Linked DNA regions of Mus musculus: region 2 is linked to region 1. The links are chromatin loops, found by intact Hi-C in ENCODE. Cell type or tissue: heart. All regions are shown on one strand. Links, peaks and the distances in the headings refer to the core of each region. The heading gives the core; the rest is flanking DNA.

Region 1 (16,892 bases), core at 2,957-10,956:
TTTTTAGGTTTTGGGTTGAGACTATGTGTCTCCATTACAGTTAATGACCATATTTGCTCTTTGTTGGTTTAAACTCTGAATACATGTTGAAAGAGTCAATCATTCTCTGGCTTTCCTCTTTGCTGGTTTAAACCCAGTATGCACAATGACAAATGTGAAACTGCACATATTGATAATGGTGGCTGCTTTTTGTAGGGGTGTTGTCAAGATTTGTGAGGGAGCTCAGGTGTTCTTTGCATTCACAAGAGGACAGTCTTCAGTGCTCTCTGATACAGCCAGAGGAAACAGATAATATGATGGGTAGTCTGGTAGAATGGGCAAATTCCAGATTGCAAGAGTGTTCCCTGTACCCTTCCTGCCAAGGATAGAATGAAAGTGTTCCTTGCCAAGTCCCTCAGAGGGATTCCCAGTAACATCTGTGCTATGATTTTCTGAAAGTGTGTCTTGTTGAAACTTGGGTTTATAACTGAGTGTTTAGAGTTCAAGTGAAGTATATTATTTACTCCCCCCCTCCCAAGATCCAGTAAAACTCCTATCTAGCTGAGGTGGAATATATACCTCCTTACATTTCACAGTAAGAAAGCCGGCATGTCTGAGCTCTGCTAGAATATTTTAGGGACATGCTAATACTGGGCCATTAAAAATTCTCATTAAAAAATTCCGGTCTTGACTTACTCATCAAGGTTGGGGCTAGTCTTTCTAATTTGACCATGTTTGGCAACAGTATATATATGCTGGGCAAGAAGAGTGGAACCAAGAATGATCAGTTATTGAATTACCTTCCTTCTAGATTTTTCAGCTTAATTTCTTGTCTTTAGCCCATCAGTTTCTTCTGAACTTGTGTAGCTGGTAGTGAGAGGACATTGTTGTAAGCAAGTTTGTATGACTCTTGGCAACTGTCTGGTCTACACCATCTAGGAATCTAGCATCTTTGGTGGCTTGCCATGTTGGCCTGGAGGAGCAAGTGTTGGAAGTCAGAGGCACAGTGATCAGTAGGCTTTAGACAACTGAGGCAATTACTTTTACCCAAATCATAAAGGTGTGTTTCTAAATTTATTCAGTCTGACATGTGCTCTGATAGCTTTGTTCTCATGTTGGGCCAGGAAACGTTCATGAACAGCAAAAGACCACCAAGGAGCTGATATCGATGCAATCACATTAAGGTCTCTTTATTCAAGTTTGAGCTTGGGCTCCCCCCAACTCTGACACTGCAGGAAGGTGGAGGGAGGCCAGAACCCAGTTTTAGGCACACATTTATAGAGGCAAGAAGTGGGTAGCTAGCCCTGGTACACATCTGACTGAGGGGCCATTATGGTCTTTAGCATAATTGATGGTGCTGGGAGCCAAAACATTAACTTCTGTTTTCCTCCTGATTAATGGTTGTTAGAAAGTGAAGTTAGAAAGTGAAGTGCCAGAGATAGGCTTGTTACCTGAGGGGTATAGATTTGTTGGGGAATAACCTGGAAACTAATGCTAGACTTAGGTTTCATTGGGAAGTAACCTGGAATCTGGTAGACATAGGTCTTAGTGGTGGGTAGCCTGGAAACTGATGCTAGGTACCAGCCTGTTAGTTAATGTGCGTTCAACCTTAGGTCAGGTTCTTTAAGATGGAGTCTGAACCCAAAATATTTGGTCTCTCACTCATATTTGCTTGATTTGTTCAGCTGCCATGGGTTATCCACAAGGGTGTGGGATAAATGGAAAAGTTAAATAATCATAGCATCAGTTTCCTTTCTTCCAAGGTAACAAAGAAGTATTAGGAAGATTTTGATTTCTACCTTATCAATCACCTGAGTCAACTCTGTTTTTTTTTTCTAGAGTTTGTAGACAAATTGTGAACTCCCACTTTCTAGCTTAGAGTCTTTCTGAATTCTTATTAGTCATTCTGTAACTAGATTAACCCACTAAATTTAGTAAACTAGGGAACTAGCATTCAAATTACTGTATAGACCTTATCCTCACTGCTGCCATCCTCAGAGTGTACTTTGTGAAAGATATGGACTGCTGGAGGTAAGAGATTTATCAACTTTGTGATTATTTTTCTTATTTTGTTACCATTAAATTATACATTGGAAATAGATACCTTGTGAAGATATATTTTGTTTCTAGGCATTTCTGACAGGTTTCCCTGCTACAAAAGAAACAAATTAAGGCAAGTAAATGGTACAAGCTTTAACTTAATAGCTCAGATTGTATTTATTCATCCACTCAAGTACTCAGTGGATTATTACTTTGTGAGAGTTTTCTCTGTCACTCACAGTTCTAGACTCTGGTGATGTGAAGTATAGGACAAGGCTATTGTCACACTGGAATTCGTGTACCTGAAGGGAGGAGGGGAGGAGGCAGGAAACAGTCTAAATGTTCCTTAAAGATTAAAAATAAATTCCTGTACTACCCCCAAACCCCACTTCCTGATTTTGAAGAGATATCTTGATTCTCACAGTTTTTGTTCATAGTAGTCAAACTGCGGGATCATCTAAGGAATACACACACACACACACACACACACACACACATACGCACACACACACACACATACACACACACATACACACACACACACACACAGACAAACTTTAAAAAGAGTTTTATCATCTGTCAAAACATGGATAAAACTGGAGAAGCATATGCTAAGTGAAATTAGGCAGATACAGAACGGTACATGCTGTATATTCTCATTGATTTGTGGAATTAAACAACTGAATTCACAAAGGCAGAGTGCAATAATAATTAATGTCTAATGATGACATACTAGGTGCTTGAGATTAAAGTACTATGGGCTTGTCGGTGGCCTACTACCAGTTTTCTATGGATTACCATTTGGTGGAGAGTGAGCATATTTTATATGTTTCAATTATAAAGGGTAACTGAGCCTGATTGTCTTTTTTTTTCCTGTTTGTTTTTTGATGATGTATTGCACAATGGTAAATGTAGCTGATAACTGAGTATTACGAATTTCAGTATTCCAAGAGAGTCCATCGTAAGTGTTCTCATTGCAAAACAAGTTAAATATTTGCTCAGCATAGTGGATCACACCTGCATGCCTAGCACTTGGGAGGCTAACATAGGAGGATTCTGAGTTCAAGGCCAGCCTGGACTACATAGGAAAATTCAGTCTAAATAAAAGAAGTTAAGAGCTAATTAAACTCAAGAGGTTACTAGTAGCGAAACAGAAGCCAGGAATGAGCAGGGAGACAGGATGAAGTGTAGCAGTCAGAGTTGGGTTGGAGGCAGGTAATGGTAGATGGATACAACAAATGATATTATTTAAATGCAATACTTTTAAAAGATTAAATAAAAATATTATCTTAAAAGGTTAAATAGTTAATCATATATAATAGTTGGTTTAGTCATTCTACAGTATATTAAAATTATAGCGTAAATTTGTGCTCTTATAATATACATTAATTTATCAATATACGACAAAAATAAAAGGGCACACAATTATTTTGCTAAGCTTACTATAAGGATCAAGAGTCCTATCAGATTCCATTTCTCTTATCAGCAAAGGTGGGTTTGAAATCTGGCTCACAGGCTGTAACAAGATTGTACAAACATGCAAGGTACAGGGGTGCAGACCCTACTAAGGGTCATACTTGAGAGCTGAGGCAGGAGGATCACAAGTTCAAAGGTAACTGGGGTTGTCTCAAAACATCACAGATGTACTCCATTTTATTATGAAATAAAAGCCTCCCTTTAAGATGGCTGCAATGAGCAATGCAGCTGTGTTTTAGAGCTTCTGTTTGTTGGGTTGGTAGCTACTTGTGTTGCACAGGTGACTCAATAATTCAATAGCCAAGCACCATCAGGTTAAATTTTTACTGTGTTGCAGATGAAGAAAAAAGAACTCTGCTGACGGTGAGACAACTCAGAGGTTTTGGACCTTGGCCAAACCCAGGTCTGCACTCACATCTGTAGTCTCCATCCCATGTTAGTCTTTCTCAAGAAAAGTTAGAATCGTGTTAAACGCAAAACTCCAGAGAATGTCAACTCTCAGGAAACAAAAAAGAAAACAGGAAAAAAAAAGCGAGACTTTTTTTGTGGGAAGTGTTGAGTCTAGTTAGCAGAAGAGAGTGTTAAAATGCTGAAGCCGTTGGCCACAACTTCAGCCTGGTGAGGGAATTTTAAATAACTCTCGGCTCCTGTTTGGCAGGCATTTGCAAGGAAGAACCTGCCAAGATTCCTCTATTAGGAGGATTTAAGATTTCCTGAGGAAGCTCTGCTGTCGTTAATATCATATTATGTAAATTATCTTGCAGTCATCAAAATGTTTAGGAAAATCCAGCCGTTTTTAGCCTTTTTATAAACCGGTTTCCCAAATCTGTTGGGAGGGCTATACTGGGATATGAGGCATACAGGTACCTGAGTGGACTGGTATTTCTAATTTTAAATGTAAATAGAAGTAGATTAGGCCCCTATCATCCACAAGGACTGTATTCAAAGATGCCCACGTGAGGATTGAAACCTTACCCACCCATCGCTAAACCCTCAAAACTCTCTTCTGTCTCCTTCCATGTGTACAATCTTGTTGTAAATTTGTTTGTTTGTTTGTTTGTTTGTTTGTTTTGAGACAGGGTTTCTCTGTGTAGCCCTGGTTGTCCTGGAACTCACTTTGTAGACCATGCTGGCCTCCAACTCAGAAATCCACCTGCCTCTGCCTCCTGAGTGCTGGGATTAAAGGTGTGCGCCACCACGCCTGGTGTGGTAAATTTTAATAAATAAATAAACAAATAAATAAGGATTTTAAAATTTCTATGTAGTTGTGTGTGCTTGGTGTGTGTATGTGTTTACATCTGCAGGTGCTTGTGTCTGTGGAGGCAGGAGTTCAGCCTTGGTTATCATTCACCAGGAGAGTCCACATTGCAACTAGGCTAGGCTGCCTACCTAGTGAACTCCACAGATCATCCCATCTCTGCTTCTCCAGAGCAGGGCTAGAAGCACATGACCATGCTTGATTTTCTATGTACACGCAGGGATCATACTGAGGTCTTCATGTTTTTACAACAAGCACTTTACTTACTGACCTATTTCTTCAGCTCCCAATTTTAATCGACCGATTAAGCTCAGTGAAGGATGAGCAATGACCAATAAAGAAAAAGGGCAATGGGCATTTTCAACCACACTTTGTACTTAACACTACATGAGTGTAATCTCTCTCTCTCTCTCTCTCTCCCTCTCTCTCTCCCTCTCTCTCTCTCCCTCTCTCCCTCTCTCATCCTATGGTACTCTCTCTTCTTGTGATGACACGAAATAGTGCAGTGCATAAGGAATGACATGAAGTGATGGCTCATTAGCCTTGTGGCATAGCATGTGGTTGCTATTGACTTTCTGACAGTAGTCAGTAGAAGCATCACTGAGCCATGCATGGTGTGCAGGTTGATAATCGAGTAACTCACACAGTAGGACGAGAAACTACAGATACAGTTGGGGAGGCCTGCCATAAAAGGAGTAGCAGAGTGATCTCCATTACCCAGCTGCAGTAATCCTGCTTTTATAGAATGCTCCATTGCTTGGTGAGTTCTTGGTAAGTTCTGTAATCCATTTTAAATGTCCAACTCAATATTTTTAACAAATCCATGGGATAATGTAATCATTATCACAATCCTCTTATAGAACTCTTTCTATTCTAGAAAATTCTTTCATACCCACTTCCTTCCACTTAGCAAAATATCACTAAGGTTCATTGATTTTTTTTTCAAACAAGCATCAGTGCTTTATTTAATTTATCATTAAATAGAATTACACTATGTGGACATACCATGTTCTGTTTATTGGTTTATGACCTGGTGGATATTTGGACTGGCATCAGTTTTTGCCTATAACATATAATGTTTCCATGACTATCTAGACACGGGTCTTTGCTTAGGATTACATCAGCACTATCTCTCTGGTCAATTTCTATATATGAGTTTTCCAGGTTATAAAGTTCCCATGTTATTGTGAAAGGAGGAGCCAAGCTATTCTCAGAACAGTTTCATCATTGTAGATTTCCAAGGCAGTGCACACTTGTTATTCTCTTCAGCCACACCAACAGATGTCTTCCATATTGGACATTTAAAGCCACTCCATTCTGCTCACAGCAGAGTCACTTTGAAGATCGTGTCTATTGTCTTGTCCCTCTTGAGACAGAGTTTCATTCCAATCTACAGGCTATTCTCAAACTTGTAGCCTCCTGCCTTAACTTCCCTAGTGCTGGGATTTCAGGCATATGCTACTATGCCTTGCCATAGTATTTTTTTGTTTTGACTTACAGTTAGCTAATGACTGATGACATTGCTTTTGTAAATCTTCCTTGGAGAGGTCCTTTCTAGAATTTCTGCTCATTTTTAAAATTTGGATTGTTTGCCATATTATTGAGTTTTATGAGTTCTTTATATATTTTGCACATATGATCTTTTTCACCTCTACTGTTAGTAAATATTTTGTCCAGGCCGTGGCTGGTCATTTCATTTTCTGAGTAGTGACTTTAAAAGCAGTCACTTTTTAATTTTACTGAAGCCAAGTACCTCAGAGTTTGTCTTTTCTTTGGCATTATAGCAAAGCAGCCCTCACCTAAATTACAGGCAAATAAATTGTTGTTTCTTGTTTCATTCTAGAAGTTGTATGATTTTTCTCTTACATATAGTTCTGTTGCACTTCATGTTGTTTTGTACAGTGTGAATTACGAATCTGGAATAGTGATTTTCAGTCAGGGACAGTGTTGTTCTCCAGAGACATTAAAGAAAGGTAGGAGGTACTACGACTGCCACACTTGGGAAGGGTGACTATTCACTACTAGAGCAACCTGGTCCTAGATGATACTAAATGTTATACTTCAACACACAACAGTACTTTATCACAAAGACTCACTGACTACAAGCCAATGGTGTGAGGTCTGGGAAACCCCAGGGGAGGATGATAATGCACAATGAGCAACCCCTGTCTAGACCCTGGTTCTGTTCTTGTAGAAGTGAAGCTGTTGATTTTTCACAGATTTCCGTCCCTTGGTAGAACTGCCATGTCCACATCTCCCAAAGGGGATAGGTGAGGTATGCAGTGGTGGTGGGAACAGTTCTGAGCCAGGAACTAGAAATGCCAACTGCACTACTCTGGAGTGCATTGATCTTTCCATTAATAGCTTTGTTGAGATAGAATTTATATACCACATAATTCACTCACTGAAAGTGTGTAATTCAAAGGGTTTGGTTATGTTTGTAGGACTCTGGAGCCATGGCCACAACTGTATTTTAGAACATTTGCATCACCCTATTGAAAGAGCATTTTGGCCCCCTAGCGGTCACCTCCACTTTTACTGTGCTTCCCAATCTTAAGGAACTAGAAATGCATTTTCTGTTCATTTAAGTTTGCCGAGTCTGAACATCTCACATAAGTGCTAAGGTAGAGGGTGTGACCTCCTGTGACAGTTTCTTTCATTTTGCATGTTTTAAGGTGATCCATTTATACCTGGAGCAGCTTTTCATTACTTATAATCTCTGAGCAAATTCCGTAGTATGGGCAAAGCATATCCTGTCTGTTGATTTGTCAGTTGTGGATATTTGTATTATTTTCATTTTTCAATTATTACTAACAACAACATTACTAACAAAATTTATAAGTCGTTCTGTTATTTATTTATTAACATAGTTTATTTCTCTCTTTGTGGTGTCTGTACATGTCTGTGTGTACAAATGACTGCAGCAGATGCACGTGCACATATGGACTTGTGCTGGTGGAGGCCAGTAGTCAATGTTGGATGCCTTCACTAGACAGTTTCCACTGTATTTTATTTTCAGTGTTGGGGAGGCATCTCACGGAAGGTAGAGCTCATTTATTCAGCCAGAGAGTAGCTGGATAATGAACTTCAGGGATCCTCAGATCCTGGCCGTGGATCTGAGATAACAGACACGCATCATGCCACATGCTTGCATTGTCCCTTCCAATATACCTTCATTTGGAGCTAAGATGCTGGAGGATAGAAAAGGTAATCTATGGCTTTCTCACCTTCATCTTGAGTGAGAGAGTCACATCCTTTGGAAACAACGTCTCCTGGTAAGGGAGGGAAAATCCCTACACTCCATGTTTTAGATAAACCACCTTTCCAACTACTATGACTTTAACCATGATGCCACTATTGTGACTCTAACCATGATGCCACTAATTTGACTCTGACCAAGATGACCTTGACTAAGCAGTGTAGCAGGGCCCATTCAAGATATGCATCATTAGGCTGGTGGAGAATGATCACACTATTAAAAGTGAGTGTTCTGCCAGCTCCCTATGCAGTGGCCATGTTGAGTTCATCTGCTTTATTTTTAATGACTACTCATTATTTTTAATCTGCCTAATATTTCATCTCTGGTTTTGTATCTTCCTCTAGTCATCTCTAGAATCATTTTGAAGCTCAAGATTTGTTTTCTGTGCACAGTTTCCATTTGTGTTTGTCAACACTCAGAGGTTATGTATGTCTATGGTTCTTTGTGTACATTTATATGGAATGTGATCACGCTGCATTTGGGAACATTCCCTGACACCATAGGAGTGGGATTTCCTCTGTATGGGATTTCATCCTATATTACATATAGGTTTTCCTCTTATGACTTATCACCTGTATTCACTCCTAACTCTAATTATGTGTTTCAGTCTTTCCAATCAGCAGAGAATTACTTTGGAGTGGATGTATTTCAACCTCTGCACATTTATGCAGAAAGCCTTCTTCTAGTGTTTCTTCTTGGATTAAATGGACGGTTAATCTTGTACAACAGATTAGCTTTCACTAATTAGTTATGTTCTTTGCATGAAGTACTGAATCCTTTTCAATTCTCTGGATTTTTATGTCAACTCTGACTATGAGAATGAGGGTTTTAACACATTTTCAATGAAAATATTTCTAAACTAGTCAAAATTGGTGGAGAATAGGTATATCAATTTACTCAGAACCATGTTAAATGTTGGCCTTATAACAAAATGAACAAAACAAAACCCAGAAAGGCAACTGGTTTCACTTATATAACATCGACATGGGGTATCACTAAATGGCTGGCAAGGGGTGTCTGTTTGTACAGCCACAGAAAGTTGAACTTACTGCTCCATAGATAAGGGCAGTGCGAATTGGTGGGATTTAATCTGTATTCATTTGCTGTGCCAATTCCAGGTTATATTTAGGTTCCAGGTTGATCTTTTCCAAGAAGCAGGATGTTTCAAGGTTTCCTTCCTTTTAAATTTGGAATTCCAGTGACTTATTGTTTATACAGTTCAACAACATTGCTTTTGAAAGGAGAAGTAGAACCAACAGCTAGGTCTCTACTCAAGGTCATGTCAGGCTCTCCCTGAAGGTTATTTGGGAACCAAGTTTTTAAATTAATTTTATGGAAAACCATTTTTATTTTTCCAAAGTCAGGAAGCATTTCATCTATCCCAGTGCCTACTCAGTGGGTTAGTCTGGCCAAACGGAAGGAATATTTTTAATTGGATTTATGCACCTTGAATTCCAAAGACTCTACTGCAAAATGACCATGGCTATGGCTGAGTAACCTGGATTCTAAAATTTATGGAGAAAGAAGTATTAAGGCTGCCTTGCAAAGGCTGTCTTTAAAGATCAACATTCCTAATTCTTGATTTTTTTTTTTTTTTTTTTTTGCTTCTACCCACTACATCATTGCACTAGCTGTCCTTGGCTTTCTCCTCCTGTCATTGTTCTCATACACAGAAAAGAACAAAGATGCAAAATGGCTTCTAGTGACAATTTTTGAATTTTGGTTTCTTAGAAAAAAAAAAAAACAGAGAAAGATTATGAGAAAGTGGCTCTGTTTTAATCCCATTTGTGGGGATGTCAGGATACTTTGGACTGACTGAAGCAGATGGCTATGATTTGCCTCATACTCTAGCAGAGACATGTTTTTGCCAGCTACAGATAGTTTCTGTGATTGTGTGATGTTTGGAATTCTGAGAACTTTTCAAAGGGTATAAAAATGCTATAGCCCCGATAGGTGTGGTGTGTGGTTGTTGCCTGATTAGGGAGGTTGGTTGCATTTTGTTAGTAGCGGTGGTCAAAAATGAAACAAAAGGAAATAGATTAGATTTATGAATTTTCCTAATCCCTCTTTCCTCTCTTTTCTTGATATTCTCCTATCTAGTGTGATGGAGGGAAACTGGTGGGATAAAGTGTGGCAAAAAGAGCCACAAAGCAGCAAAGATGGATACAATGGCTCAGTACATAAAGATATTTGCTGCCAAGTCTCTCTCTCTCTCTCTCTCTCTCTCTCTCTCTCTCTCTGTCTCTCTCTCTCTCTCTCTCACACACACACACACACAAATGAAAAAAAATAAAATGTATATTTTAAGTGAAAATTTTTATTGGTTATTTTATTTACATTTCAAATGTTATTCCCCTTCCTGGTTTTCCCTCCGCAAACCTCCCAACCCATCCTCCTCCCCATGCTTCTAAGAGGGTGCTCTCCCTCATTCTTGCCCTACCCTTCTAGCATCCCCCTACACTGGGGCACCAAGCCTTCACAGGACCAAGGCCTTTTCCTCCTATTGATGGCAGATAAGGCAATCCTCTGCCGCATATGTGGATGGAGCCATGGACCCAGTCATGTATACTCTTTGGTTGGTGGTTTAGTTCCTGGGACCTCTGGGGAGTCCAGTTAGTTGATAGTTTTTCTTCCTATTGGGTCACAACCCCCTTCAGCTCCTTCAGTCCTTCCCCTAACTCTTCCATTGTGATCCCTGTGCTCAGTCTGATGGTTGGCTGTGAGTATCTGCATCTGTATTACTCAGGTGCTGGCAGAGCTTCTCAGAGGACAGCTATACCAGGCTCCCATCAGCAAGCATTTCTTGGCATCAGCAATTTTATATTAGGAATGAAAAGCTTCGCAAAGTTCCTGTTGTTTAATTTTCATTCTGCTATGGTTTGTCAAATGGAACTCTGCTTTTTGCACCTCTGTATCTTTTCTGACCATTTAGGAAATTCTGTGGTAATTGAAAGCACCGAGGATGCTCCTAAGAAGAATTGGCTCAGCTGTCCTCTGCTGAGAGAAAATACAAGCTCCCTTCCCATCTTCTGATGAGTTTGACGATCAATATTACTTATACTGATACATTATCTTCTCGGTAAGGGTTTGTAACAGTGAATTTTGTTTCTCTGTGAATTTAGTTAACAGTGTATTTATATAGTACTCATAGCACACAGTTGGGCTGAGTGTGGAGTAAAAAGGCAAGGAGACCACAGGACATCTTCAGAGCTTCATAATGCTTATGGCAGTCATGTGTTAATTCAGGTTTCTGTGGAGACAGAATGAGAGATATTGACGATAAGGAATTGGACCATGTGCTTACAGTGGCCAAGAAATTCCAAGATCCCCAGAGATTCCAAAGCTGGATGCTCATAAGAGCCAACTGTGTGAATTATAGGCTGAGGACAGAAAACCAATAATCCAGCTCAACAGGAAGGTCAGCCCATGGCAATCTTACAGTGCTTTTGTTTCAGTCACGTGTTTGAGGAGAAGGGAACACTGATTAGGAAAGTTGATAGACTTACTTAGTCCTCTAACTCAAATGCAAACCTATTCGTTAAACAATCTATACAGACATTCATAGAGATGTTTAACTAGATACCTGATTGCCCTATGGCTCAGTTAAGTTCAGGTAAATACAACATCACAATAGACACAGAACAATAATGATCTGACAATGACTAAGGGACTAATGTATTTGATGGACACCATTTGAGATTTTGCTTGCCCTCTTCCAGCCCATGGTGGACCAAAATCCTATAGACTGAAAAATGCATTTACTGTACCTAGTCTATTGAATATCAGAGCTCAGGAACACTGTGTTCCTGTAGAGAATCATTTATTTACCTTCATTGTCACATGGCTGATTGGGATGTGTGTCTTGTGTCTACAGCCTGGCATCATGAGTCTACATCCTATTAGTATCCTGGAGAAAGAAAGACCAACATTCTAAATTCAAAGTATAGTTTTTACTTAACATACATCACTTTTATGCCTTAATAAAGTTGAAACTTGAAGGTTGGAAACTGTCTATATCTCCTGGAATGTTAAGGCAGGTTTTTGGTGTGTGTATATGGAATCAACTATTCTTCTGGGGCTAGAGTGTGTTCAGTGAATAAACTTATAATATGTGTGTCATGTCTTGAGGGTTAAGGTATGAAACGTTGATGTTGAATGTTATTCTATATTTTCTAAGATCATTTTATAAAAACGAGCTGTTTGTCTTAATGTAACTTAGAACTTACCTAAATAGCCCAGCTCTAAAGAGAATTATGTCTATAGTTGGAAAATGCTCTGGGAAGGTGAAAGTAGCTAAGAGACAGATTTTTAAATTAAATTTATTAACTTTAGGGATGGACTAGATTTCAGCGTATGTCAAAAGAAATAAAGAAATGTTGTTAGGGGTTCAAAGTAAAGAATTTGAAATTTTTCTTTTCATTTAGTACACATTTGGAGGCTTCCTAGGAGCTAAACATTTGGAGACTGATACAGACATATTTAAAATATCATCTCTCTGTCTCCATAAATTTAGAATGTTATGGGAAGAAAGAGAATAGATGAGGAATAATATGATATGTAATGCCAAGGAAGATGAGGATGCAGGTGAAATGTAGAAGACATCTCAGAATGTAGCAGGGAGGACAACAGCATCTCCAGTTGAGAATCGAGCATGAAAAATAAATCAAAATGTAACAGGCTTATTTATAAACTTAGAAATAAACATCATCATTTTAAAAAAACTAATCAAAAGAGACTCTAGTCAGTGCTAGTTTTCAGCATGATGATAGGTTTGCATAATTAATCCAGAGTGATTTCTTTTTATTTTTAATTAATTTTCTTTTTTACTTATTCAGTTTACATCTCACTCACTGCCCTCTCATAGTCACCCACTCCCACAAACCTTCTCCCATCCCCTTCTCCTCTGAACAGGTTGGGGTCCCCCTGGGGAAGTCAAGTCTCTGTAAGGTTAGGGGCTTCCTTTCCCATGGAGGCCAGACAAGACAGCCCAACTAGTAGAACATTTCCCACATAGAGGCAACAGCTTTTGGGATAGCCTCTATTCCAGTTTTTTCAAGAGCCACATGAAGATCAAGCTGCATATCTGCCACATATATGTAGGGAGGCCTAGGTTCAGCCCGTGTATGTTCTTTGGTTGGTGGTTCAGACTCTGAGAGCCCCCAAGTGTCCACGTTAGTTGACTCTGTTTGTTTTCCTATCACCTTTAATGATACAGACATCATAATGATTTGAACTTCAATTCAAATAAATGCACATGTTTGTAGAACTTTTTAAAAAATATCCATCGTAATGGTTACTGTTAAATTCCATCTTACCACAACTTATCATCCCCTGAGAAGGGAGTTTCAGTTAGAGGTGACCTTGACCAGATTGACCAATGAGCAACGTGAACATTGCTAATTGACCAAGCCCACTGTGGGTAGCACCATTCCCTGGGCAGTAGGCTTTGAGATGTGTAAGAATGGAGATGGCTAGCTTGAAAGCAAGCAAGCAACTTCGGCACATTCGTCTCCTTCTATTCTGATTTTCCAACTTTAAGTTTGTTACTAACATTAATTAAAGCTCTCTGTCTTACATATTGAGGCAGGGTCTCCCATTTCAATGCAGAGTGTATCAATTCTGGTAGTCTAACTAACTGAGTTTGCTTCAGCTATCCCTTCCCCCTGCTGCAGGCACACTGGGAGTACAGATGGGCTACATTACTTATGGGTTTTTAATGTGGATGCTGGGGATTCAGTTGCTAGTTCTCATCAGGATGCTCTCAGTGGCTATGGTTACAATTCGTTAGTGTAGACTGTAGCATCAGTATCATAGAGCTTACATTTTAACTGTTGTATCTCATTGTAAATGCCTAGTTCTGCCCTTTCAAACTCTCTTTCCCTCTCCCCATGTTTCATATATAAAAATAGTACAATCATAAAGATCACAAACTCAATTTCTTAAAAAATATTATTGGTATGTGTGTGTGTGTGTGTGTGTGGTATATGTGTGGGGGTAGGGGTATGTATGATGTGTGTGGGAGTAAGCATCCTATGGAGAACTGTGAGGTGGCAGGCATCGGGGAATAAAGGGAGTGGGAGAAAACCTGCGCCCCACCAGAGTTCTTGTGCTCTGCGTGGGTGGATCACACACTTTCCACATGGCCCTAGGTAGGCATCTGGCTATGGGAAGCCACAGAACCCCACCTTGCTGGGGGGATGGACAAGGGGCAGTTTGAGGTCTCTGGGCCTAGCTGAGGCCAGAGATAACAGGTTTTCAGTTCAGGCAACCCAGACACCACTGAACACCTCGGGAGAGCTGAGAACAAAATGGGGGACCCAGGGTGGCTCTGTCATCCCCAGGGCTGGAAGGAGGAGAGGGCAGGGAGATAGGGGTGCTGGGTGGTTCCCATGTGGGTGAGAGTCCTAGCGTAGGAAGGCCTTCTGGTGGGAGGTTAGTCAAGGCTCTGTGGGGGAAAGCCTATCTCATCCTTTAAGCACTGTGGGCCTTGATGAGCAGAGACAGTCTATGGTTTTAGAGCTTTATTGTAGAAAGGCAGAGAGAAAGAGAGAAGGTAGAAAGAGGGAGAGAGGCTAGCAGTGGTCATGTGGAGAGGGTGGGAAGGGAAAGAGAGAAGGAGGCTAGAGATGAGAGTAAGAAAGGTGAGAGCTTAAAAAAGGGGAGGAGGGGCTAAGGAGACCCTTTTATAGTGGGCTGGGCTACCTTGCTGTTGCCAGGTAACTGGGGAGGAGCATACCTGATTATAGTCAGGTAACTGTGGGGGTGGAGTCTAGCCAGAATGCCAGAAGCTTGGGACATTGTCTGCATGACTGATAGTCACAGGATTATGGAGTTGGGGGCTCAGTGGTGTCAGGCACCTGGCTCTGGGAATGTAGCTCACTGTTCTGTCCGTGGTAGAGTTTCTTACTGCGTCTCCAGAGCAAACCTCATTCAACCAAAACAGGCTGCCTTTTATGGCCCCACAGAGAACCTTCTCTCCTACCTCTGGATTCCAACGATGAAATCCCAGGTACCAGTTTTACATGGTAAAGTACCTTCACCCACTGAGCCACTGTGCTATCCCATCATTTTAGATGTCTGTTTGAAAAATAATCTTGCTTGAAAAATGACAGTTGTTTTGGTTGTATTCTTATACAAAATCAGTCACATTCAGACTTTGAAACTTTTTTTTTTTCAGAGAAAACTGTTCTAAAAATACAAACACAACTTTTTTTTTTAATTTTGCTGATGTTCCCAGGGTTTTGACTACTTTAGCTTTAATTAATGTCAGTAATAAATTTAAAATTGGAAAAAAACACCAGGGGTAAATGACAGGAAATAAATGTATGACTGTGAATCATCATTTATTGTAATTATGCTGTGATGGCATTTTAACAAAGTTTATTTGAAATACAAAGCAAATCTCATACAGAGCATATCAGCAGAGCAGTGCAAGCATTAGATTTCAATGGGGAATATGTTTATACTTTTTTATTAATTTTTTTAGTTAGCACACAAAGTAATATTTCACTATAGCATGTTTACACATATATGTCATTATATGCATTATTCTAATTCATTCTTCTTTCCTACTGCTTTTCTTTGAGCTCCCACCTCCCTCAATAGGGGAGCTAATTAATGATGATATCAAATTATATTGTAGGACTTGAGGATGATAGAGTTCATAAGAGTTCTTGCTGTGCAACTGTGAATCTTCCATCCACATAAAAACATGGGAACTAGCATGTTTGCATCTGTAATACAAAATGTTTGCAGAAGGGAGATAGGAGGGTTGCTGGGGTTTGATATCTACCAGGCTAGCTTCAGGTTCTGTGAGAGATCCTGACTGAAAAGAATAAGGCTGAAGGTGGCAGAGCAAGAAGCCTGACACTTGTAATCCTCACCTGGTTTTCACGTGTGCAGGAATCTGTGCAGGAATCTATCGTACATGCATAGATACCCCACTCTCTCACAAATATTAGATTCCAGCAGGCAATAGTGTATCATTTCATAAACTTAGTACTGCCACATAGTTATGATTATATTATTGAGCTCATCATTTGGCTACACTAGTGTATTTAATGTTGATTCCCTTGGAGAACTGAGATTAGTATAATTTTAGAAATTATTCAGAGCAAATTTGAAGTATATATTTATTTTATTTTCCTTCCCTCTAGAACAGTGGTTCTCAACCTGTGGGTCATGGTCTGCGGTGAACTGGCCTCAGTCGGATCCCCCTCAATCCGCAGGAGAAATCAGGGTTCCAGTTATAGGTGGGGCAGGGAGTCAGCGAGAAGGGGTGTCAAATAGACACAGACACAAAGGAGTGTGCTGTATCTGAATGCAATTTTGTCAAAGTGAGCATCAGTCTTATATATTATGGAAAACAGAGAAGTAATCCATTAAGGCCATCCAAGGTACACTGAAGTTATCTGATGCAAAATTACTATTACAACAAAACAGAAGAATGCATACTAAAAGCTAACTGTAACCAACAGCGATCAAAAGCAGCCCCACCTAAGGTCAGCTTAATCTTAGAAGCCATGGGCAAGGGCTTCATGCCCTTGCCATAGTTCCAGTTCTAGTCTATTGTATATCCACCTTCCCCTAGGCCACTGTAAATTCCTGTGTGAGTGACTCAGCTATCTATAGTTCTAAGTATTTACTCTAGTTCCTTCTTAGACCACAGCCTTCCTTTTTCTTACACCATGGTAAATTCTTGCATATGGGAGTAGTTTGCCCTGAGATTTCTAACTCTTATCCAGTAAAATACTGTAAGAAAGCATGCAAGACCCTCCACACTATCGCAGGGACAAATCTGGGGCATTCTAGCTATGGGAATGCCAAATTTCCAGGAGACTATGTTTCCACGAACTTTTTGCCTCGGGACTGCGTCCAGGT
Region 2 (16,892 bases), core at 2,819-10,818, 160 kb before region 1:
TAACAGATAACTACAGAAAATCTCACCCCAAAATGACAGAATATACCTTCTTCTCAGCACCTCACAGAAACTTTGCCAAACTTAACCATATAATCAGACATAAAACAAGCCTCAACAGATACAAGAAGATCAAAATAATCCCTTGCATTTTTTGAGATTACCACAGACTAAGTATAGTATTTGCTGTACTTCAATAACAACAAATACAACAGAAATCTCACATACACATGGAAGCTGAACAACTCTCTACTCAATGATAACTACGTCATGGAAGAAATAAAGAAATTAAAGACTTTCTAGAATTCAATGAAAATGAAGGCATAACATACCAAAACTTATGGGACACAATGAAGGAAGTTGTAAGTGGAAAAATGCACAGCACTAAATGCCTTCATGAAGAAATTGGAGAGATCCTATATTAGCAACTTAACAGCATACCTGAAAGTTCTAGAACAAAAAGAAGAAAAAACGTGCAAGAAGTGTAGATGGCAGGAAATAGTCAAACTTTGGGCCGAAGTCAACCAGTTAAAAACAGAGAGAACAAAACGAAGAATCGGCAAAACCAAGAGATGGTTCTTTGAGAAAATCAACAAGATTGATAAACCCTTAGCTAAACTAACTAAAAGGCACAGAGGCAGTATCCAAATTAACAAAATTAACAAAATGAAAATGAAGACATAACAGAAACTGAGGAAATTAAAAAAAAATCAGGTTTTACTAAAAAAGCCTATACTATATAAAACTTGAAAATCTCGATGAAATAGATGACTTTCTAGACAGACTGTGTGTGCCAAAGTTAAATCAAGATCGGGTAAATCATCTAAACAGTCCCATAACCCACAAGGAAACAGAATCAGTCATTAAGAAATGAGTACCAACAAGGGGGCTGGAGAAATGGCTCACTGGTTAAGAGCACTGACTGCTCTTCTAGAAGTTCTGAGTTCAATTCCCAGCAACCACATGGTAGCTCACAACCATCTGTAACATAAACTCTCAACTTAAAAGAGGCCCAGTGCCAGATGGTTTTATTGTAGAATTCTATCTGATTTTCAAAGAAGAGTTAATACCAATACTCCTTAAACTATTTCACAAAAATAGAAAGAGATGGAACACTATTTATTTCATTCCATGAAGCCTCAATTATTCTGATACCTAAATCACACAAAGACCCCAAAAGAAAGAGAACTTCAGACAAATTTTGTTTATGAACATTAACACAAAAATACTCAATAAAATTCTTGCAAACCAAATCCAAGAACACATCAAAAACATCATTCATCATGATCCTGGGGATGCTGGGATGGTTCAGCATACGAAAATTCTTGAACATAATCCACTATATAAACAAACTAAAAAAAAATCACATGATTATCTCATTAAATGCTGAAAAAGCCTTTGACAAAATCCAACACCCTTAATGTTAACAGTCTTAGAGAGAGAGATCAGGAATAGAAGGTATATACCTAAACATAGTAAAGGCAATATACAGCAAGCCAATGGCCAACATCAAATTAAATGGAGAGAAATTTAAAACAGTTCCACTAAAATCATGGACAAGACAGAGCTGCCTATTCTCTTCCTATCTATTCAATATAGTACTTGCAGTTCTAGCTAGAGCAATAAGACAACAAAAGTAGAACAAGGGGATACAAATAGGAAAGGAAAAAGTCAAGGTATCACTATTCATAAGTGATACATTTGCATACATAAGTAACCCCCAAAATTCTACCAGAGAACGCCTACATCTTTCCATTTTCTGAATTCTTTTTTGATTTCTTTCATCAGGGACTTGAAGTTCTTGTCATACAGATCTTTCACTTGCTTGGTTAGAGTAACACCAAGGTGTTTTATATTATTTGTGCCTGTTGTGAAGGGTATTATTTTCCTAATTTCTTTCTCAAACTATTTATCATTTCTATAAAAGAAGACTACTGATTTCTTTGAGTTAATTTTATACCTATCAACTTTACTGAAGTTGTATTTTAGATGTAGTAAGAATGGGCATCTTAAAAAAATCTACAGATTCACTGGAATTCCCATCAAAATTACAATACAATCCCTCACAGACATGGAAAGAGCAATTCTCAATTTCATATGTGTGATGGTTTGTATATTCTTGGGCCAGGGAGTGGCACCATTTGGAGATGTGGCCTTGTTGGAATAGGTGTGACCTGGTTGGAATGGGTGTGTCACTGTGGGTGTGGGCTTAATATCCTCACCCTAGTTGCTTGGAAGTCAGTCTTCCACTAACAGCCTTTGGATGAAGACATAGAATTCTCAGCTCTGAGTGCCATGCCTGCCTGGATACTGCCATGCTCTCACCTTGATGATAATGGACTGAACCTCTGAACCTGTAAGTCAGCCCCAATTAAAAATTTTTTTTATGACTTGCCTTGGTCATGGTGTCTGTTCACAGCAGTAAAACCTTAACTAATACAATATGGAAGACAAAAAATGATTCTGAACAATACAAGAACTGACAGAATCACCATTCCTAACCTCAAGCTGTACTACAGAGCAATAGTGATAAAAAAACCAAACAAACAGATGGTATTGGTACAGAGACAGGCAAGTTGATCAATGGAATTGAATCAAAGACCAAGAAATAAACCCTCACACCTATGGACACATGACATTTGATATAGAAGCCAAAACTATATAATGAAAAAAAAGCATATTCAACAAATGGTGCTGGTCTAACTGGCAGACTGCAAGTAGAAGAATGCAAATTGATTTATACTTATCACGGTATACAAAGTTCAAGTCCAAGTGGATCAAGAACCTCAACATAAAACCAGGTGCACTGAAACTAATAAAAGAGAATGTGAGAAAGAAACTCAAACACATTGTCATAGGGGAACATTTCCTAAACAGAACATCAATGGCTCAGGCTCTGAGACCAACAATTGACAAATGGGACCTCATGAAACTGAAAATCTTCTATAAGGCAAAGGATATTGTCAATAGGACAAAATGGCAACCTACAGACTGGGAAAAGGTCTTCATTAACCCTACATCTGGTAAAGGACTAATATCCGAAGTATATAAAGAACTCACGATGCTAGACTCCAGAAAACCAAATAACTCGATTTAAAAATGTGGGTACAGAGCTAAACAGAAAATTCTCAACAGGGAAATCTCAAATGGCTGAGAAGCCCTTAAAGAAATACTCAATATCTTAATTATCAGGAAAATACAAATCAAAATGACCTTATACTAGTCAGAATGGTTAAGATCAAAAACTTAAATGACAGCACATGCTGGTGAGGATATGGAGAAAGGGGAACACTCTCCATAGTTGGTGGGATTGGAAACTGGTACAACTATTTCTGGAAATCAATCTAATGGTTCCTCAGAAAATTGGAAAGTGTTCTACCTGAAGATATAGATATACTGGTCCTGGGCATATACCCCAAAGATGCTCCTGGATATCACATGTGCTCCACTGTGTTCATAGCAACCATATTCATAATAGCCAGAAAATGGAGCAACCATCTTAACCTAAGAATGCATACAGAAAATATGGTTCATTTATACAATAAGATGCTATTCAGGTATTAAAAAGAGGACATCATGAATTTTGCAGGCAAATGAATGGAACTAGAAAATATCATCCTGAGTGAGGTAACCCAGACTCAAAGGATACAAATGGCGTGTACTCAATGGTAAGTGGATACTAGCCCAAAGGTACAGAATAATCTTGATATACCTCACAGATCCTAAGAAGTTAAATGAGAAGGAAGGGCCAAGTGAGGATGCTTCAATTTCAGTGAGACAGGAGAACAAAATCATCATGGAAGGCAGAAGGAGGGAGGGACTTGGGTGGAAGAAGTGAGGGGAAGGAGAAAAGATGAGAGGGATCAGATAATGGGTGTGGGGGTAGACAGGAAAGAAAAACAGAGGACTAGGAGAATGAATGGAAATATGTAGTTCTTGGGTGAGGGCGTCAGAGGACTCTCTAGAAAGTCCCAGAGACCTGAGATGTGAGAGGCTCGCAGGACTCAATGTGTGTGACCTTAATCAGAATGCCCAGCAGTGAGGAGATAGAACCTGAAGAGACTACTTCCAGTATTTAGACAGCTCCTCCAGTGCAGGGATGGGGACACCAACTGATCTTCTAAATTTTCGACCCCAAATTGCTCCTGTCTAAAAGAAATTCAGGGACAAAAATGGAGCATAGACTGAATGAATGGTGGGCTAGTGACTGGTCCAACTTGGGATCCGTCCCATGGGTAAGCATCATTCCTTAACACTCTCCCTCATGCTATGTCGTGCTTGAGACAGGAGCCGAGCATGGCTGTCCTCTGAGAGGTTCTACCCTGGAGCTGACTGAGATAGATGCAGATACTGACAGCCAAGCATTGTCCTGAGGGCAGGGACGTCTATGGAAGAGATAGGGGAAGGATTGAAGGAACTGAAGGGGATGGCAACCCCATTGGAAGACCAACAGCTTCAGCTAACCTGGACCCTTGGGAGCTCTCAGAAACTAAGCCACCAACCAAAGATCATACACAGGCTTCTCTGAGGCCCCCTGCACATATGTAGCACCTAATCCTGAAGAGACTTGATGCCTCAGGGAGGAAAGATGCCCGGGGGCTTCTTCTCAGAGGCAAAGGGGAAGAGGGTTGCAGGACAGAACTCTGCGGGGACAGGGGGGACGGAACTGTGAGGGGAGGCAACATTTAGGAAATAAATAAAGTAATTAACAATAAAAAGATGCTAGAGATGTGCTACACCTTTTATGATTTTTGTCAGAAATGCCCTGCCCCCCCCCCCAGGTTAAAGCATTGACTGTCAGCTGTTCGATGCCACAGCACCCACACTCAGTACTGATGATGTCATTTAGTGTATTTGATTTACTGTATTACCTATCCAGGAGCCACAATGTTTTGGGATTTCTTTTGTGAAGTCATGTCATTAAGCCCATTTTGAATAAAATTTTTTATTACTACTCTATAATGTTTTACTTTATATTGTTAGAGAGCAAATCTGTGCTCTCCTATTCTTACTGAGTCCTTTCTTTAAAACAAAAAAATTAAAATTGTGTTATGTATGGGTGTGTCTTACGAGTTTGAACAGGTGGGTGCCATGCCCAAGGAGGCCAGAAGAGGGCATCAGATTCTTCTGGAGCAGGCATTAAGTCAGTTGTGAGCAGTGGCCATTCTTAGCTGTCAGCCATCCTTCTAGCCCTTTGCTAACTCTTTCCTGCCTCTCTTTGGTTACTTACAATTTTTTTCTTTTTCCAATTTTTTATTAGGTATTTTCTTCATTTACATTTCAAATGCTATCCCGAAAGTTCCCTATACCCTCCCGCCACCTTGCTCCCCTACCCACCCACTCCCACTGCTTGGCCCTGGTGTTCCCCTGTACTGGGGCATATAAAGTGTGCAAGACCAAGGGGCCTCTCTTCCCAATAACGGCCGACTAGGCCATCTTCTGCTACATATGCAGCTAGAGATACGAGCTCTGGGGGTACTGGTTAGTTCATATTGTTGTTCCACCTATAGGGTTGCAGACCCCTTCATCTCCTTGGGTACTTTCTCTAGCTCCTCTATTGGTGGCCCTGTATTCCATCCATTAGCTGACTGTGAGCATCCACTTCTGTGTTTGCCAGGCACCGGCATAGCCTTACAAGAGACAGCTATATCAGGGTCCTTTCAGCAAAATCTTGCTGGCGTATGCAACAGTGCCTGCATTTGGTGGCTGATTATGGGATGGATCTCTGGGTGGGATAGTCTCTGGATGGTCCATCCTTTCGTCTCAGCTCCAAACTTTGTCTCTGTAACTCCTTCCATCGGTGTTTTGTTCCCAATTCTAAGAAGGGGCGAAGTGTTCACACTTTGGTCTTCCTTCTTCTTGAGTTTCATGTGTTTTGCAAATTGTATCTTGGGTAGTCCTAGTTTCTGGGCTAATATCCACTTATCAGTGATTACATATCATGTGAGTACTTTTGTGATTGGGTTACCTCCCTCAGGATGATACCCTCCAAATCCATCCATTTGCCCAGGAATTTCATAAATTCATTGTTTTTAATAGCTGAGTAGTACTCCATTGTGTAAATGTACCACACTTTCTGTATCCATTCCTCTGTTGAGGGACATCTGGGTTCTTTCCAGCTTCTGACTATTATAAATAAGGCTGCTATGAACATAGTGGAGCATGTATTCTTATCACTAGTTGGAACATCTTCTGGATATATGCCCAGGAGAGGTATTGCTGATCCTCCGGTAGTACTATGTTCAATTTCTGAGGAACCACCAGACTGATTTCCAGAGTGGTTGTACAAGCTTCCAATCCCACCAACAATGGAGGAGTGTTCCTCTTTCTCCACATCCTCGCCAGCATCTGCTGTCACGATACTCACATTTATAATGATATTTGGACTTCCTTGAGGTCATGGAGTTTATTTTTTCATATCTGTCTTCCTAGGATGGTGGTCACTGATGCTGAACTGTCCCGTGGGCAGATATGCAGATTCATTTGATCATCCATTCCAGTGTTCTGTAGTATTCTCTTTTATCACATTGCATGTCTTTTGTTTGTTTGTTTGTTTTTTTAAAATAGCACATATTGTTGTTTGCCAATAGGAATTTATCAGGACTCAGTAACACACCCCTGCAACATCAGGATTCAGGAAATGGAAGCAGGAGTATTTTTGTAGGTTTCAGGCTTGACAGCTATATAGTGAATCCTCCTCTCAAAGCTCCCCAACCAACCAACCAACCAACCAACCAACCAAGACATTGTTTTTGTTGTTGTTTTTATTTTGTTTTGTTTTGTTTTTCATTTTTTGAGACGAGGTTTCTCTGTGTAGCCTTGGCTCTCCTGGAACTCATTCTGTAGACCAGGCTGGCCTTGAACTCAGAAATCCACTTGCCTCTGCTTCCCAAGTCCTGGGATTAAAGGCATGTCAAGACATTTAAAATTACTTTTAAAGAGACTTATGCTTCTCCAAGAGGCCAGCATTCCTTTCGTTCCTGTTCTCTGGATGAGTCACTAGAGGGCAGTCTTACATAAGTGATCACACTTAGACCCATGCGCTGACACTTTCTTCTTTAATAAGCAATTGATCCTGGAAAATCTTCCCAACTCCGACCCTATCAGCTTGATCACTACTGTCAGCTGTCGTCAAGTGAGAAAGCGAAGTCACCATTACCATTGGTGGTGAGGTTTTTGTGAAAGAAATAAGATTATCAATGGGACGGGCTGCTAGTAGTTGTGTGCACAAGGAACAATATGTGCTATTTTGATGACTGTGTCCCCTTTCAGGAAAATGCTTCAATGCCTGAAAACCGGGAATTGCAATTAGCAAACATTTGAAATATCTTGTGTTGTAGATGACATTTTATTGACATTTGGTATTTATAGAGTTTTGCAAGGAAGTCATCCACTAAATCTGGGCAAGTCTAAATGTTACAGACGGTGCAATTACAGATAGATTGACTTAATGGGGGTAGTTAGTCCCGATGTCTGTAATATTTGCCATGAAACCCATCCCTGTATCTATCTTGAAGTTGGAGACATTAGAAAGCAAGTCTTTTGAGATGTAAGTGTCCTTGGAAGTAATTTAAGACGAATGTGCACTGTACAAAAATTACCTTATCATTTCCTTTAGAACAGAGTGTCAGAACTGCTTAAGCACTGAGCACTTGGGAGATTCAAAAGCATGAGTAGAAAGGATAATTCTATATTCACTATACAAGCAGCAATTACATTCATTAGCACTATTATTTAAATGCTGGAAAATGTACCCTAAGTGACATAATATTAGAATAAGTTAATACTGCCTTTTCTTTCTAAGCTTTTAACCTGCTCTCAATCAAGAAGTTCTTAACCCAGGCCTTTTGGATGTTCATAGCTAAAAGCCTGTGGTCCAGGAACTTGAAGTGAAGAAATTACATCTACTTGAAGTGCATTTTAAAAGTAAGAAATGGAAGCAAGGCCCAGTGAACCTCATAAGAATCACAGCTATCTTGATGTCACACTTGTAGCACATGGAATTATTTCTCTCACTCAACATTACATGAAAGTTATGCCTGAGACCCCATTCTATTGAATTTTTTATTAACATGCTTATAGAGAGATGCATGTATCATTCTATAATATTTTCAAAATACTTTAATTGTGGATTTAGAAATAAGGTTCTGACAGAGTTACACGCAGAGCACGGAAGCATTCTACAATACAAAAATATTCAAGACCCTGATGTAAGTTGGTTTTGTGAGAGGTTTCTGGATGACCTAAGCATCTTCCAGAGCCAACCCAGCATCCCTAGAAGGCATTATGTAAGGGCATGAATGGTGTACCAGGAAGTGACCTCAAACGGAAGCTGTGGTTATCCTTTCATTTAACTACAGAAGTGAGTCTAAAAGGCAACTATTTTAAACTAAAGAATCTTCATTTCTCTTTAAATTTATCAAAACCAGAACTTTTGTGTTTGTGTGTGCCTGTGTATGCATGTGGGTTTGTGGGTGTACATGCATGTGTGTATGGAGGTCAGATGACCACTTCAGCAACTGTCCACCTAGATTTTTGAGACAAGACCATTTCACTGGGCTACAGCTTGCCAGTTCAGGGTGACTGGTTGGCCAGCTAGAACTTCATGTCTCCTCCTTGCCAGGGCTGGGATAATAAATAAATACACTGACATCTGGCTTTTCCTTTTTCTTTTTAAATGTGAATTCTCGGGGGGGGGGGTTAAATTCAGGCCCACATGCTTGCAACGCAAGCATTTTAGCACCGAATCATCCTGTCAGCCCCATTTCTAGGGAACATTAAGAACTCAGGAGACAAGAGGGAGCTATATTGTTGATCTGCTTGGTAAAGAGTACTGTGGTACTGCTTCTTGGTCTTGCAGAGACATGTTCACTTGATAAGTATGAATGGCTGTATGTTCAAAGGGGCGGGGCTGATGGTGCTGTGCTCTCATTCTTAAAAGTGCTAGCTTGTGATTGAGGCATCGCCAAGACCTGTAGCTCATTTACTCATAGGGAATCACCAGGCTTAGTGCTAGGGTTGTGGCCTCTCTGCTTGTATATTGAGTATCTTTGCCTCTTCAAATATTACATCTTTATTGGTCTTAGAATCTTCTTTCCTCATTGTCTTAGGGGCATTCCTGTTTCTCTCACAGGGCACCTCATAGTTCCTGAAAACACTCTATTCTTCCTGATCAATCCATTAGAGCCTGCATTACAGGTGCTGGCAGCAAGATGGCGCAGTGGTTAAAAGCACCCACTGAGCATGCCCAACTATCCAGATTCTATCCCCAGAGCGCATGGAAAATGTGAGGTATTGTTCTGCATATTTGTAATCCTAGAACTCTTAGACGAGAATAGAAAGCAGGGCCATGAGAACTGCCAGGCAGCTCAGAGGCCAGCTAGTCTGCAAGAGAGACTGTGCAATGCAGAGCAACAACAAGACAGATTGCTTCAGCATGGTGCAAGGAAGAGAACTGACTTCTAAAAGTTGTTCTCTGACCTTTACAGGTATATTGTGGCATGTGCACTGCACACATATGTGCATGCGTGTGCATACGCACACCCCACTTCTTTCATTATGTTTGTCATCTAAGGCTCACTCTGTGGTCTTCTAATGCTTACTCTGTGCTGCTGTACAGGTTTTCTAGTATTTGTTCCTTTATCACTTAGTATGTGTGGTGGTTTGAATATGCTTGGCCCACAGAATGGCACTATTAGGAGGTGTGGCCTTGTTGGAGGAAGTGGGTCATTTTGGGTGTTGGGCTTTGAGGCCCCCCCCCCCCCACCTGCTGGAGGAGCGCTGTCTTCGGAATAAGAGATAGACCTCTCAGCTTCTCTAGTGCCATACCTGCCTGGATGCTCCCATCTTGATGATACTGGACTGAACCTCTGAACCTGTAAGCCAGCCCCAATTAAATGTTGTCCCAGTGTAAGAGTTTCCTTGGTCATGACGTCTTTTCACAGCAATGAAGCTCTAAGACAGTTTGTGTTCCAGTTAGTTTTCATTGTTAAGGTGACACAACCTGGAGACACCCAGGCAAAGGGAGCCTCAACCAAAAAGTGACCTACATTGGATTGGCCTGAGGTCATTTTTGTGAGCAAGGTCTTGGTTGATGTCGAGCATGAGCCAGTGAAAACACAGTAAGCAGAGCTTCTCTAGGACACCTGCTTGAGTTCCTGCCTTAACTTTCCTCAGGGATGGATCTGACTTGGAATTATAAGTTGAAAGAAACCCCTTTCCTCCCCAAGTTGCTTTGGGTATTGGTGTTTGCTTCAGCAACAGAATCAAACTAGAATAGTATGGTATATGCATCTTGGTTCTAGACCAATGATGCTGACTGTTCACTGTGACTTAGATTATAATCTCATTGGGTTTGACCACACATCATTTTCTCTTTACCTCTGTTCTCTCTACACTGAAAGTAATGCCAGCCATCTGAATGGCCTCTGAGGTGGTCATGTAAGTTTTGTAAGTCCTTCAGGGGTTCCGTTTCCCTCTTCGTGGTCATTGTTTCTGGTCACCAGTGTTTTAGTACTTATTTTCTTACATCTCCAGATACACCTGTCTTTCCGTGCCTCTTGGAAATCTGTCCTTATTTCATCGGCCAATGATTCACCCAAGTGTCTCCAATGCTTCCTTTGTATCACATACTGGATATATGGCTGTGTATTCCAGACTTTCTCTAAAGTCTTTCTCATTTTGGAGAGGAGAATACAGACGGGTAGGCCATCATCCCATCTGTGCTTAGTCAGTGCTAAGAGTCCTCTTGCTTACAGGGTTGGTGATCACAAACATGCCAAGAAAGAATTCGCCCATGAATGTTTGCTCACGTTGGCTTCCTTAGAAATCGTTAGTTCTACCCCATAAAACATTTAATCTGAAATTACAAAGTCAGGGACTAGCACGAGGAAGACTCAGTGGTTTAAAACACTCACTGCTTTTGCAGAGGACATAGGTTCAATTCCTACCATCCATATTGCAGCTCAAAACTATTTGTAACTCCAGTTCCAGGGGATATGATGCCCTCTTCTGGCCACCGGGTTCATAGACATACATGCAGGCAAAACACTCATACACATAAAAAAAAAAATAAAATAAAAATTTAACACCCTATAAAGGTGCCAGTGAGAATTAGCTACCACACACTCCTATGCAGCCAGACTCAAACAGTTCTTGTGCCAAGGTGGTAATGGAACCAGCTTTTCAGATCAAGACAGTGAATCAGTCTGCTAAGGCGAACCAATTACACAATAGCCATTAGTTCTCAGCACTTCAACTTATAAGTTTCAGGCTCACTGAGATGGCTTAGTGTTTAAGAGCACTGGCTGCTCTTCCAGAGGTCCTGAGTTCAATTCCTAGCAACCATATGGAGGCTCATGGCCATCTATAAAGGGATTTGATGCCCTCTTGTGACCTGCATGTGCACATGTAGATGTATACGTTTCTGCATCAATCACTTAAATGTAAAAAGAAGTTCTTTGACCATGGCTGGGAGCAGCACTAATCTACGGGTATAAACTCAAACACTCAGGACAGGGTGTGTTCAGGGAACATTATGGAAGAGTCAGGGGCTGGTGAGGTGTGCTAATGACAGGACTGTTGGAATCAGGAGCAGGTGGCAGCTCTGGCTCATGGCACAAGACACCCCCTGTCCCCACCCCACTCCATCCCCAAAAACATTAAAGCAGGAGGAAGGCTAGTTGGAAGTAATCAGGATTAAGATGGAAATAAGAGAGGGCAATAGGAGTGTGTACGAAAACAATACATTGTATTCATACATGAAAGCGTCAAGAAATAAAAACATGGGAAAAAAGAGAAAGCATTTCCAACCAAAATGTCTTCTTAAAAAGAGAAAAGAGTGAATTCTTCAAAAGTAATCCAGGTTTTGTGATTCATGTACATAGTTCCATGACTTGAAGGCTGAGGCAGGAGGATTGCTTCAAGTTGTAGGCAACTGGGGCTACAGAGTGAATTTCTAGCCAGCCTGGCTACAGAGGAGACCTTGTCTTTTAAAACAAAACAAAACAAAACAAAACAAAACAAAACAAAACAAAACAAAACACCCCCATTAGGAGTGACACTATGTCAGCGATCCCATTATTTTCTTCTCACTCATCTATGCTATGCAGTCACTATTTCTGACCCCCTTGAATTGTCCAATATGGTTTGGTATACTGCAAAAAGGGTAAACATTGAACACTGATCCATCCAAATGATGAAACAGCAAGGATAGAAGCCCCTAAACTGCTTCATTAATGACTCTTTGTTTAACCAGTACAACCTGCACATTAAGCATGTTTTTGAATTTTATACACACTTGCCCATTTGAGGATCTTTGCTTTTTTCTTATGGTGAATATTCCAGTTAAGAAGCAACAGCATTTACATATAGAAGCCACAAAGGTGGCATTCTGAACTCGCCTAAACATCAGGTGTGTGTGTCTGTGTTTTGCAACTGGGGACAGCAGGAGTGCCTTGAAGGATAATAACTTCTGAGGTAGAATTTTATCAGCTGACACTTGGGGAGTGGTAACATGCAATCGTTTATTAAAATGTTGTGGTGGGAGGTGACAATTCTATCTAAGTCAAATTAGACAGATGCAAACAAAGCCAAAGCCTTTCTGGGCTTCCTTGTTCCTTGGTTGAAGGTGACGACGATGTGGTGGATTTCTATCCATGTAGGAGACAGAATGGAATGAGTAAGGGAGATTCTTAATTTACCAGTAGCTCTGACAAACACATGTAAGCAGCTTATCGCTTAGGTTGGAATGTTTTTCCTAGGATGTATGTGTGTGTTGCTATTGAGCTGTTTTCCATATATTAATTCTCATATCAGGAAAGCATGAAATAAAGCATATCATGAGATATTTATACAAATATAAATCAATCGAAAGCAGCGTATCATAAACAGGTGACATAAAGCAACAGAAATGGCGCTCACAAGAGTCGAGTTGTGCTTGTTTTTCTGCCTCTATTTTGTGTCTCTATAAAGCTCCTTCCCCTCCTACAACTGGAAAAACAAAAAGTGAGGGTCAGATTGGAGCCAGGCAACTGTGAAGGAATGTGGTGGAACTTGGAGATGTTAATGCTTCTTTCTTTGATCTTTAGTCTTGCTTCTCCAGCTTAGCTTTGAGGTAAGGATGGGGACTTGGTTCACTTCACACACCATGACTCAACACTTGCTTAGTTCTACACATTTGGGGAATTTGGGAAGTTTATTTTTCTTAATTTTTATTTTATTATTATTATTAATTATTATTATTTAGCATTGTTCTAAGTTTAGTACAAGTAAATAGGGAAAGAGCTGTACTGGGAGCTGCCATTGTTGCTTTCCTGTTGCTGTGGCTTGAGACCCTGGCAAAAAGCAAATGGAGGGAGTAAGGCCTTATTTTGGTTCACAGTTCAAAGTACTGTCTTTTATGATGGGTAAGGCCGGACATCTGGAGCTTGAAGCATCTGGTCCCAGAATGAGGAAATGGAGATGGAAAAATATTCACTGCTGCTTAGCTGGTCAGTTCCTTTTTCTGTTTTATACAGTTGAGATTCCCACCAGAGAGTGGTCCTGCCCATGGTTAAGACGGGTCTTCCTACCTTAATTAGTGTAACCAAGATACTCCCACAGGTACGCTCACAGACCTGATCAGTTTTCTAGGTAATACTAGGGTCTGTCAAGTTGATGATTTGTATGATGATGATCACCACAGGTATTAAAGAAGAGTTGCTTAAACTCAAGACAAGAGAATGAAGACTTTTCCAGCAAGGTGACACTGGCTACCCTTCTGCCACCAAGTCTTTGCCTTCCTTTTATTTCCAGCGCTTGAACAGGCGGTGTGCATTTGCTTAGAACATGCTCCTCCCACAAGAATGTTAGGAACTCCTCCAAGTAAGTGACTTCACATCTTGTGTAAGTTCCCCTAGAATGCAGAACTCCTGTGCAGAGGCAGCTCTCAAGACTTATTTGTGGCATGATTACATGGATGAAGGCATAACATACATGAGTTACCTTATCATTATTTTTTGGTATTTGGGGTCTAATTCACAATAGTTTAATGTGATGCAAGTCCTACTTTGATATTAAGAAGTAGGGGAATTCTCAATGTTAGCTAAGATTTTCACTGCAGAAGGAAATCTTCTATACCTTCCTATTAAAAATGTGAGTCTTATATACCAATGGGGACATAAACTAGTATAGTAGTTATGGAAACAGTTATGAAGGCTTCTGTAATACTAAAAATAGACCCTCCTCTGCTACCAGTGATAAAACCAAAGGAAGTGAAATGAAATCAGCATGTTCAAAAGTTGCTTGAAGAACTGGGCTTGGTGATAGATATATGGCTACAGTTTGAGCATTTAGGAAGCTGGGGCACGAGGATAGACAGCAAGGCCAAAACAGTTTACATTTTGAGATCCCATCTCAAAACAAACAAACAAACAAACAAACAAACAAACAAACAAACAAGCAGATAGACAGACAGACAGATCATGACCCTATTATGTTTCCTGTAGTTTTATTCACACTAGGCATTATTTGCCACCAACATTTCTACCAGTAGGTTGATGGGAAAAGTTAAAAATGTGGTATTTTTACACATGCATAGTTAGCAAAAAGCATAGATAGTTTTATTTGTGAAAACATGGATGGAGCTGGAGATCCTTAGCCAGAACTGGAAGCAAAACATCATGTAAGTTGAATCTGGAAAAAAAAAAAACCCTGATAATGTAGAAGTTGGCAACAGTGTGGTTGTTACACCCACTCGGGGAGAACAGTGGGCATAGGAGAGGACATTCATGAAACAAAATTATTGCTTGATAGAAGAAATAAATTGTGGTCACCTGCAGCACAGTGAGTTATTCAGTTAATAAAGCATGCCCAATATCTCAAAATGGCTGGAAGAGGAATTAGGTTGTACTCACTGTGGAGAAACGAATTGAGTTAAAGTGACGAATGGGCCCCTTAGTCTATTTGCTCACTCATTACAGAGTAATATAGACATAAGTCAAAAAATCACATTGTACCTTATAAATATGTACAAATATGATATGCCAACCAAGAAATTAGTACAAAAATGTGTGTCTGCAGATCAACAGCACCGATGTCATCTGGTGTTCCCAGCTCAGGATCCCTCCTTTAATATCTGCACTTTGAAAAACACCAAGATGAATCATATGTGTTACAACTTAAGAATGGGAAAGTCAAAACAATTGAGACTTTCAACCAGACACATGATTAGATGAGATAGTTTGGCTTTAATTTCTCCTTAGCAGAACAAAAGAGGAACAAAATGAAGCTTAGATGAAATTGGGACTTTCCTTTTGCCATTGAGGAGTAAATACACGGCTTGTGCATACTGAGCACAGACTACCAGTGAGCTCCAGTCCAGACGAAGAGGAGTGCTTATGTACAGCCCTTGTCACTTGGCCATCTTATTCTTAGTATGTCTACACACATTTTCCCCCAAACTTTAAGACTTTGATATTTATTTTAAGTTTACTTGATTTTGGCAAGAACACTTAACTTGAGATCTGACCCGTTGACAATTTAAACTATCCACAAGTCTTCTGCTAAGAAATTTGCTCATGATCTTATAGAAGTTCCCAGAAGATGACTAAATACGTTTTTGCTCTGGCTATTCTTGAAGTCCTCTGTCTATCTTTAAAAGCTTGATTGTAATATACCAGGTATGGATTTCTTTGCATTTTCCTTGTTAGTGGTCTTTGGGTTTTTGTTGTTGTTGTTGTTTTTGTTTTTGTTTGTTTGTTTGTTTCTTTTTTTGATCTGGATATCTAAGTCTTTTCCAAGATTTGGGGAGTACTCAGCTACTTCTTTGGCTCTTGTCTTGAATTCCTATTATGTATATGTTGGTCATCTTGATGCTGTCTCAAATAACCTCAGTCAGTTTTTTCACTATTCCTTTTGATCCTCAAGTTGAATTATTTCCAAAGACCTTGAATTTGTTCATCCTTTTTTTCCTGCTTGATGTAATCTGATGTTGAACACCTCTGTGAATTTTCACTTAGAATATTGTTTCCTTCATCTCTATGACTTCTGGTATAGATTTAAAAATGCTTCTTTAAAGAATTCTTCGTTAGACTGTCTTAGTTAGGGCTTTTATTGCTGTGAAGAGACACCATGACCATGCCAACTCTTATAAAGAAAACATTTCATTGGGGCTGGCTTACAGTTTCAGAAGTTCAGCCCATTATCATCATGGTGGAGAACAAGGCAACATACAGGCAGACGTAGTCCTGGAGGGGCCAAGAGTTCTGTATCTTGATCCTCTGTTCCATATTGGGCAGAGCTTGATCATATAGGAGACCTCAAACCCCGCCTCCACAGTGACACACTTCCTCCAACAAGGACACACACCCTTATTGTGTCATTTCATATGGGCCAAGCATTCAAACACATGAGTCTACAGGGGACAAACCTATTTAAACCACCACAGGGATGGAAAGATAGCTCAGTAGTTAAGAACAGTTGCTGCTCTTACAGAGAACCCGGGTTTTGTTCTCAGTGTCTACATGTTGTCTTACAGTTGTCAGTTGAATCCAAGGGATCCAACACCCTATTTTGGCCTTAGAGAACACCAATCACACATGCGGTATAAACATTCATAGAAAAAAATTTAAAAAAATTTTTTTGTTTTCTATAAGATTTTATTTTCTTTTTTCTCCTTTTATAGATATTTTCTTCATTTACATTTCAAATGCTATCACAAAAGTACTCTATACCCTCTCCCTGCCCTGCTCTCCTACCCATCCACTCTCACTTCTTGGCCCTGGCGTTCCCCTGTACTGGGGCATATAAAGTTTGCAGGACCAAGGGGCCTCTCTGACTAGGCCATCTTCTGCTACATATGCAGCTAGAGACACGAGCTCTGGGGGTACTGGTTAGTTCATATTGTTGTTTCTATC

What was found. Peaks named below come from ENCODE experiments on the same cell type or tissue, not always from the same donor. Only the 100,000 strongest peaks of a DNase experiment are listed, where the experiment ranks them.
Region 2: it touches region 1 in a loop (5-fold over the local background); 4 of 42 quality-filtered maps call a loop at or near these places.

The regions. Positions count from the first base shown.
Region 1 is chr17:75,772,711-75,789,602 of GRCm38, forward strand. No RefSeq gene overlaps it. Among named protein-coding and RNA genes, the nearest start is that of Gm4710, 80 kb to the right of the region's middle. In heart, for the core only: a CTCF peak has its summit at 7,277; no DNase peak of the experiment used is centred there.
Region 2 is chr17:75,610,425-75,627,316 of GRCm38, forward strand. No RefSeq gene overlaps it. Among named protein-coding and RNA genes, the nearest start is that of Fam98a, 67 kb to the left of the region's middle. In heart, for the core only: CTCF peaks have their summits at 5,102 (motif pointing right), 6,995 (motif pointing right) and 9,205; no DNase peak of the experiment used is centred there.